2 separate regions of the Homo sapiens genome follow, and region 2 is linked to region 1. Evidence: read pairs that join two places in POLR2A ChIA-PET (ENCODE). Cell type or tissue: GM12878. All regions are shown on one strand. Each heading gives the region's core, and the rest is flanking DNA. Links, peaks and the distances in the headings are about the cores only.

Region 1 (3,889 bases), core at 621-3,120:
TAGTAACTAGTACAGTAGAAGCCAAGAACCAAGTCAGGGCTTTCAGAGTCTGAAACACTACCTGTGAAATGAATTCCTTACCAAAAATTTCAATTTAAGAAGATTCCACCTAAGGTAAAGGGACTGAGTAAAACCCTGAATCCAAGTCCTGCAAAGGCTGAATAATCTATGAATAACCTGCGGCCAGACTGTCCAGACAAAATCAGTGTGAATGGTCATTTCTTTAGACCATTCCTTCACTTTCCTTTTCCTAGCTTCCTAGGAAATGTCAGAAGGGAGACAGCTTCCTTTTACCATGCCGGCATTAAACTTTTCTCAGTCACAAGTAGTAGAACATTAATCTGAATTCAAAGTAATACATTATTACCTAAACACTTGGAAAAATAATGTTAAACAAAATGTGACATATTTACATGATTTTGTAAGTGCAAACTTGTCACAAATTCACAAAGTCTTGCTTGACTTAGACTTACTATACAAGGTGCTCTTCCTCTAAAATGTAAAAAATCTGTACTTTGTATTCCTGATTAAGTAACATTTGTCTCTGAAGACAACTGAAACCTACTTGTTTATTTCTGTGATTCCAAAAGGACGCAAAAAACCCAACTGGTCAACCCTTCCCTTCCCCCTCCTTTACAGTGTATCTCTTTCTAGTCTCATTACCGAACGACAAGGCAGGAGACGCACAGTTTGGAGGGGCCGATGCAATCATCATGGCAGAAAGCGCCACAGCCTTTGCACATGATCATGGCTTTCAAGCGGCAGTAACATTTCGAAGGCGTGCCCTCTATGCTGTTCTCTTCGGAGAACGCCTGAACAGGAATGGTCTGGCCATGGCTGCTGGGATTCATAGCTTGGCTAGCAGGGATGGTAGTGACAGTCACTGAAAATGACATGACATCACCTACATTGCTAGATACCTGGCTACCTGGTACAGCAGAGTTATGGTCCATGTCAGATGAGGTGGAGACATTGATCATGCCTCTATAGCTTGGCCCTATCTGGGTGGGGCTTCCATACAACTTCGGGGTTTGCAGGGGTGGAAGGAGTAGGGGCTGGTGGGTGGGGCTGTCTGCAGGCAGAGGAAGAACAGTAGAACTGAAAAGCTCGGGGCTGCTACGGATTGCCTTACCTCTCACTGCATGAGCCATCTGCTTCTGTGCTGCCTGAATTAAATCTCTGGCTAGGGTCTTTTCATCAAATGTTTGGCCTCTAGTGAACAGGTAATTCTCCTTACTTAAAGTGGTTTGCTCATTCAATGGTATCTCAGCCTTCACATTCTTGCTAGCTAAGCAATCACTGGTAGATAGAGTTTCCCTGCTGTGAGGTCCTGAACTTGTGTCACCCTTGCCAGCACTCTGGGAAACCTGGGGCTCCTCTTTCACTGTGACAGATTCCTGCTCATCACCAGTACTTTCCTCATCAGTGTCATCTTCTTTGCTGCTGCTACTCTCTCCTGTTGCATTTTTACAGTCTGTATATCCCATTTTCAAGGCTTCAGTGGGGCTGCTTAGACAAAAACGATCTTCAGGGTTTACAGAATGGGTCCTCCTAAAGCTCTCTGAGCCCCGGCCGTAGGTAGAAATATTCAGTAAGTAGTGCCCTGCCATTGCAGGTTTGGATGTCCTTCTGCCAGCAAAACCCAGCATGAACCTCTGGCTTGTGGAGATGTCTTCCAGCTGGAAACCTGAGTGAGCGAAGTTGAACTGTGAGGGCGGCACAACTGAGAGAAGATTCTGCCTCCGAACCCTCTGAATGAGAGTCTGAAGGATCTGATCTTGGGTTGCTTTACTTAGTCCTTCGTGGTATTGGTGTGTGTCAATGCTGGAGTCCCTCAGCTCCTTAGCTGAAAAGAGCTGAAGGGGCCTTGGAACCTGGGGGAGCTGCTTACTTTGCAAGGTTTTGCCCAGCTGCTGCTGCGTAGCTGGATGGGACTGTCTCTCATTAACTTCCTCTCTGGTGCTATTTTCTGTTGTGTTGGTAGCTATGAGCGCTCCCATCCCCCTTTCCTCTTTTGCAGTCAGTGGAACCGTTTTCATTTCAACTTTGGTGAGAGGTTTAGGCAGAATTTGCTCCATGGGAACATCTTTGCCTTGAAGCAGCTGAGTCACTAAAGGATTATTAGCAGGGATACTAGAGGTTGGTCTTAAAGTGGGTCCATTCATGTTTAAAGAAGTTCCTGGGGTTTTAAGGCTAGAAGCTGCTGGCAAAGTGCTCGAGGGTGGAGCTGATCCAGCAGGTGCTGTAGTTGCACTGACCTGGGGTACAGGAAGCTTTTCTAAAGTGGCTGTGGTCAATAAAGATGTTAAAGGGGAGGGAGTTACAGCCACTGGCACACTAGCATCTGTCTTTGATGAGGCTGAAGGGTTAGGTATATTCTTACTAGGACCTGCTTTGAGCTCAACTGTGCCATCAGCTGCACAATGAACAGGTGAGGCACCTGAGATTAGAGCAGGACCTGTTGGAGAAGGTGCTTTCTCCTGTCTGCAACTACTGGGCCCTTGTGGATGGCTGACAGAGGCCACTGTGGCTGTTGCTCTGGTGGGGTTCAGTTTTTCATTATCCAATTTCTCTATGTGGGCTGGTGATGGGACACTTGTGCATGCTCCACTGACGGCAGGTGTTGGAGGCACTGGGGGGGTTTGCTGTAGTTGTGCTCCAGAGACACTATGAGGCTGTGCCTGGCTTGGGGTGGTCTTGGTCTCAGACTGGGGCTGAGTCTCTGGACCACAGGGTAAAAGCTCTCTCGTACCTCCCCTGCTTCCAGTTCCTGCCAGTTCCAGTGTGGGGCCCTTTCCAGTTTCACTGACTCTGTCTGAGCCTGGACTGCCTCCTCTAGCAGTCTGCCCTTCACCACCCTCTCCTGGACCTTGTCCACCCCCTGGGCCAGGTCCTGGAATGGTCCCTCCAACTGAGGCGGCTGCAGCAGCTGCGGCGGCAGCGGCAGCTGCTGCCCTCTGTGCTTTGACCAGTTGGGCTTTTGCTTTGATGTCTGCAAGAGTTCTGGCTCCTGTTCTGTTAGGACTAGTGATGGAGACTGGAAAACGAGCCCTGGGAGAGACCTGCGATGGATGAAACGGCATGGGGGAGATTCTGGAGACCGGGATCTGAAAGAAGTAGAGGGGAAAAAAACAACAGAGCTTAGTTTTCATTTGTAAGAATAACAAAACTTCATTAGCCCTCACATTTTAAAAACAGATGAACACTACAGTACCTGTGACAAACATGGGTGGTCTATGGCCGAGAGGCCAAACCTTGGAGACAGCAATACTAGTTTGTCTCTAGGGTCCTTGCATCCACTTTTTCTATTGGTGCCAAAGACGACTGCTTCCACTCTCACCCCAAATCCCCACACCTCTTTTCCTATCTCAACTCCCTCCTAATGCCACTATTACAAGTGCTTATTATGATACAAAGTTTTCTATGGTATTTGCATTTTTAAAAAGTGTATTTATGTTTGAGAAAGAAGAGAAAAGCAAGCAAGCCAGCCACCCATACCACTACTGTCTTTTAGTTCTTAGCTTTACTACCAAGGTCCAGGGGAAAATACTTGCTCTTCTCTGTTCCACACACACACACACACACACACACACACACACACACACACACACTTGGGCTGGATTATCTCAAATTACACAGGCTTCTAGACAGCACTGGAAGGAAGACAATGTGTGATCTATAGGAGCCCCCACCATGCCCATACACATAAAGGAGTATGTACATAATGTTTGCCAGCCATTCTCATCTCTGGCTGGTATTATATTTACTTGCGCAATTTTAAAATATATATGCTCTGGGTCCTATCCCAAAAAATTACAAATCAGAACCCCCAAGACCCTAGGAAGTCTTTTTTTTTTTTTTTAGATAGGGTCTTGCTCTGTCTCCCAGG
Region 2 (3,889 bases), core at 772-3,271, 270 kb after region 1:
TGGAAGTGATTTTGAAGAAGATAATCTCTTTGACTTGCCTCCAACTGTTTACCTGTCAGATGCACTTTGTCTAGCCAAGCCTACCCTTCCTTCAGCCCCCAGCCCAGTAGGAATTGGACTTTTTCCAGCACCTAGAGCCTCTTGGGTACCTGGAGACCTTCTCAGCATTTAGATGGGCCACATAGTTTAGCATTTAATTAGATATGGACTGGGCCTGGTGGCTCACGCCTATAATCCCAGCACTTTGGGAAGGTGAGGCAGGTGGATCACTTGAGGTCAGGAGCTCAAGACCAGCCTGGCCAACATGGTAAAACCCCATCTCTACTAAAAATACAAAAATTAGCTGGGCGTGGTGGTGCGCGCCTGTAATCCCAGCTACTCAAAAGGCTGAGGCAGGACAGTAGCTTGAACTCGGGAGGCAAAGATTGCAGTGAGCCGAGATTGTGCCACTGCACACCAGCCTGGGTGACAGAGTAAGATCCCATCTCAATAATAATAATAATTAGATATGGTCTTTCATTGTCTAGGTTGTTTTTTAGGAATATTACAGTTGAGCCGGGCATGGTGGCTCACACTTGTAATCCCAGTACTTTGGGAGGCCAAGGCAGGAAGATCATTTGAGCCTAGGAGTTCAGGAGCAGCCTGGACAGCACAGTGAGACCTCATCTCCATTTGTGTGTGTGTGGGTGTGTGTGTGTGTGTGTGTGTGTGTGTGTGTGACAGAGTCTTGCTCTGTCGCCCAGGCTGGAGTGCAGAGGTGCAATCTCAGCTCACTGCAACCTCCACCTACCTGGTTCAAGCAATTCTCCTGCCTCAGCCTCCTGAATAGCTGGGATTACAGGCGCACACTACCATGTCCAGCAAATTTTTTTGCATTTTTAGTAGAGACAGGGTTTCGCCATGTTGGCCAGATTGGTCTCGAACTCCTGACCTCAGGCAATCAGCCCACCTGGGCCTCCCAAAGTGCTGGGATTACAGGTGTGAGCCACTGCGCCCAGCCCTCTATTTTTTTTTTTTTTTAAGAATATTACAGTTTATTTGACAATTCTCTCATGGATCATCAACACTTACAGATGAAATGGAAACAATGTTGCGTCTCAAGATAGCTCCTCCTCTCCTCCTGCCATGTTTAACACTCTCACTGTTCCCAGCTGGTGTCTGCTCAGGGAGTTCATGCTAATTTTAATTTTCTCTAGTTATTAGCTTATTTGAGAGAAGAACTTGTGCCTATTGTTCTCTACTCCTTATAAGGGCCTAACCCACTGTTGAACACATTTTAAGTCTGCAGTACATCTTTGTTGGTTGTTTTAAAAATGATCTTCTGAGCTGGGTGCAGTGTGCATACCTACAGTCCCAGCTACTCAGGAGGCCAAGGTGAGAGGATTGCTTGAGCCCAGGGGTTTTAGACCAGCAGGGCAACATAGCAAGACCCTGTCTCTAAAACAAAGTAACCAAAAGTAATCTTCTGGCTGGGCATGGTGGCTCATGCTTGTAATCCCAGCACTTTAAGAGGCCGAGGTGTGTGGATCACCTAAGGTCAGGAGTTTGAGACCAGTCTGGCCAATATGGCAAAACCTCATCTCCAATAAAAATACAAAACTTAGCAGGGAATGGTGGCGCATGCCTGTAATCCCAGCTACTCAGGAGGCTGAGACAAGAGAATCACTTGAATCCGGGAGGCGGAGGTTTGCAGCGAGCTGAGATCGTGCCACTGCACTCCAGCCTGGGTGACAAAGTGAGACTCAGTCTCAAAAAAAAAACCAACAAAAAACCAAAACAAACAAACAAACAAACAAACAAAAAGACACCACATACAGGAATAAAATGTACTGAGGAGACAAAAGAGTGTCAACCCAAGGATCTCTTTCAGAGGGGTTCCCTTAACTCTGGCAGGCCATGAGGATGATGCCTGGGAGCCCCAGGATTCTCCTGTTACTTTCTTGTGTCCTCAGAAACCACCCTGGTGACTCAGTAACACAAACCTAGGGTGTTGAGTGGGTGGGGCACCGCTTCCCACCCCAGTTTATCTGGTTTTCCCAGGCAGAATAGTACACTGAAGCTGTAGGCAAAGAGGAAGCCCAAGATAGGGGAAGGCCAGGGTGTTGGTTCCTCAGTTTGTTGAAATCAGAGTCATGAAGCAAGACAAGCCAGGGCTTGCTCAGCATTTCTCCTTCCTGGCATGGGTTCACCTCAGCCCCAATTCAGTGGCAGCTCTGTTGGTTCAGAGGGGTGAGGTATCCAAGAGGAGGAAGCTTGTACAATCCTGCTAGCAGGGGAGGGCTGATGGTAGGGTGGAGTTTCAAAGGAAGCCTCTGACATCTGACAAAGGCTGAGTCAGTTATATTGCCCCATCTCTGAATCTGGCTTCTCCTGCTCCTCTACCCTACCCATCCTGCCTTCCAGACACACCAAAGTTCTTTTTATCCCTGACCATGACAGGCATGGCTGCTGTGTGCAGCTTCATAGGTTGTGCACTGCACAGTTCCAGGAGGTGCTATTCCCATAGACAAAGGAGTGAATAACAACTCCAAGAATCATGCACAATTGTACCAGGCAGCCCCGAGCCAAGCCCTTTTATGACTTCCTTCCTTTCCACATATTGCTTCCCCTGCCACAACTGCCCTTGTTTGCCTTTCCTCCCCCCATTTCTTTATATGGTGCAACATCTAACACTTAGTTCTCAAATTCTGCCCAAATATAATCCTGGTGAACACAAACATAACAGAATGCATATGGAAGACCTGACATACAGGAGTCTCGAACTGGCACATTGCCAGCTCATTAAGCTTGGTAGTTTTATTATGCCTGTGGGGTGTTCTAAAAGGTAATGTAAGTAAAGTCCATTAGAACAGCTAAGATGAAAAATACACAATACTAAGTGTTGGTGAAGATGTGGAGCAACTGGAACTCTCATACATTGCTAGTGGGAGTGTAAACTGGATAGCTACTTTGGGAAACTAGCGGTATCTACTAAAGTAGAAGAGATACCTAGTCATGATCTAGCAGTTCCTAGAAATACATACACATGTACTCCTAGAAATATGCATACATACATAGGCTTCAAAAAAAGTGCAAAAATGTTCACAGCAGCACTATTTATAATAGCCCCAAACTAGAAACAACTCAAATACCCATCAACCTTAGAATAGATGAATAATATGGTATATTAATAAAATGGGGATGGGCACAGTGGCTCATGCTTGTAATCCCAGCACTTTGGGAGGCCAAGGTGGGTGGATCACCTGAGGTCAGGAGTTCGAGACCAGCCTGACCAACATGGTGAAACCCCATCTCTACTAAAAATACAAAATTAGCCGGGTGTGGTGGCACATGCCTGTAATCACAGCTACTTGGGAGGCTGAGGCAGGAGAATTGCTTGAACCCGGGAGGTGGAGGTTGCAGTGAGCTGAGATTGTGCCATTGCCCTCCAGCCTGGGCAATAAGAGCACAACTCCGTCTCAAGAAAATACAAATGGCTGGGCACGGTGGCTCACGCCTGTAATCCCAGCACTTTGGGAGGCCAAGGCAGGCAGATCATGAGGTCAGGAGATCGAGACCATCCTGGCTAACACGGTGAAACCCCATCTCCATTAAAAATACAAAAAATTAGCCGAACGTGGTAGGGGCACCTGTAGTCCCACCTTCTCAGGAGGCTGAGGCAGGCGAATGGCGTGAACTGGGAGGCGGAGCTTGCAGTGAGCCGAGAACTCGCAAATGCACTCCAGCCTGGGTGACAGAGCAAGACTCCGTCTCAAAATAAATAAATAAATAAAAATAAAATAAAATAAAATAAAATGAGATGTAGGCCGGGTGAGGTGGCTCATGCCTGTAATCCCAGCACTTTGGGAGGCCTAGCTGGGTGGATCACCTGAGGTCGGGAGTTCGAGAT

What was found. ChIA-PET counts read pairs that join two places held together with the same protein. Peaks named below come from ENCODE experiments on the same cell type or tissue, not always from the same donor. Only the 100,000 strongest peaks of a DNase experiment are listed, where the experiment ranks them.
Region 2: POLR2A ChIA-PET joins it to region 1 with 8 read pairs; 1 of 35 experiments calls an interaction of 5 or more read pairs at or near these places.

Annotation. Positions count from the first base shown.
Region 1 is chr2:25,741,370-25,745,258 of GRCh38, forward strand. ASXL2 (ASXL transcriptional regulator 2) reads right to left here. Exons shown (of 13, transcript NM_018263.6): 13 at 1-3,107. The coding sequence ends at 660. Among named protein-coding and RNA genes, the nearest start is that of DTNB, 70 kb to the left of the region's middle. RefSeq lists an enhancer at 2,304-2,804. In GM12878, for the core only: no CTCF peak of the experiment used is centred there; a DNase peak (open chromatin) is centred at 1,902.
Region 2 is chr2:26,006,900-26,010,788 of GRCh38, forward strand. No RefSeq gene overlaps it. Among named protein-coding and RNA genes, the nearest start is that of RAB10, 25 kb to the right of the region's middle. In GM12878, for the core only: no CTCF peak of the experiment used is centred there; a DNase peak (open chromatin) is centred at 2,120.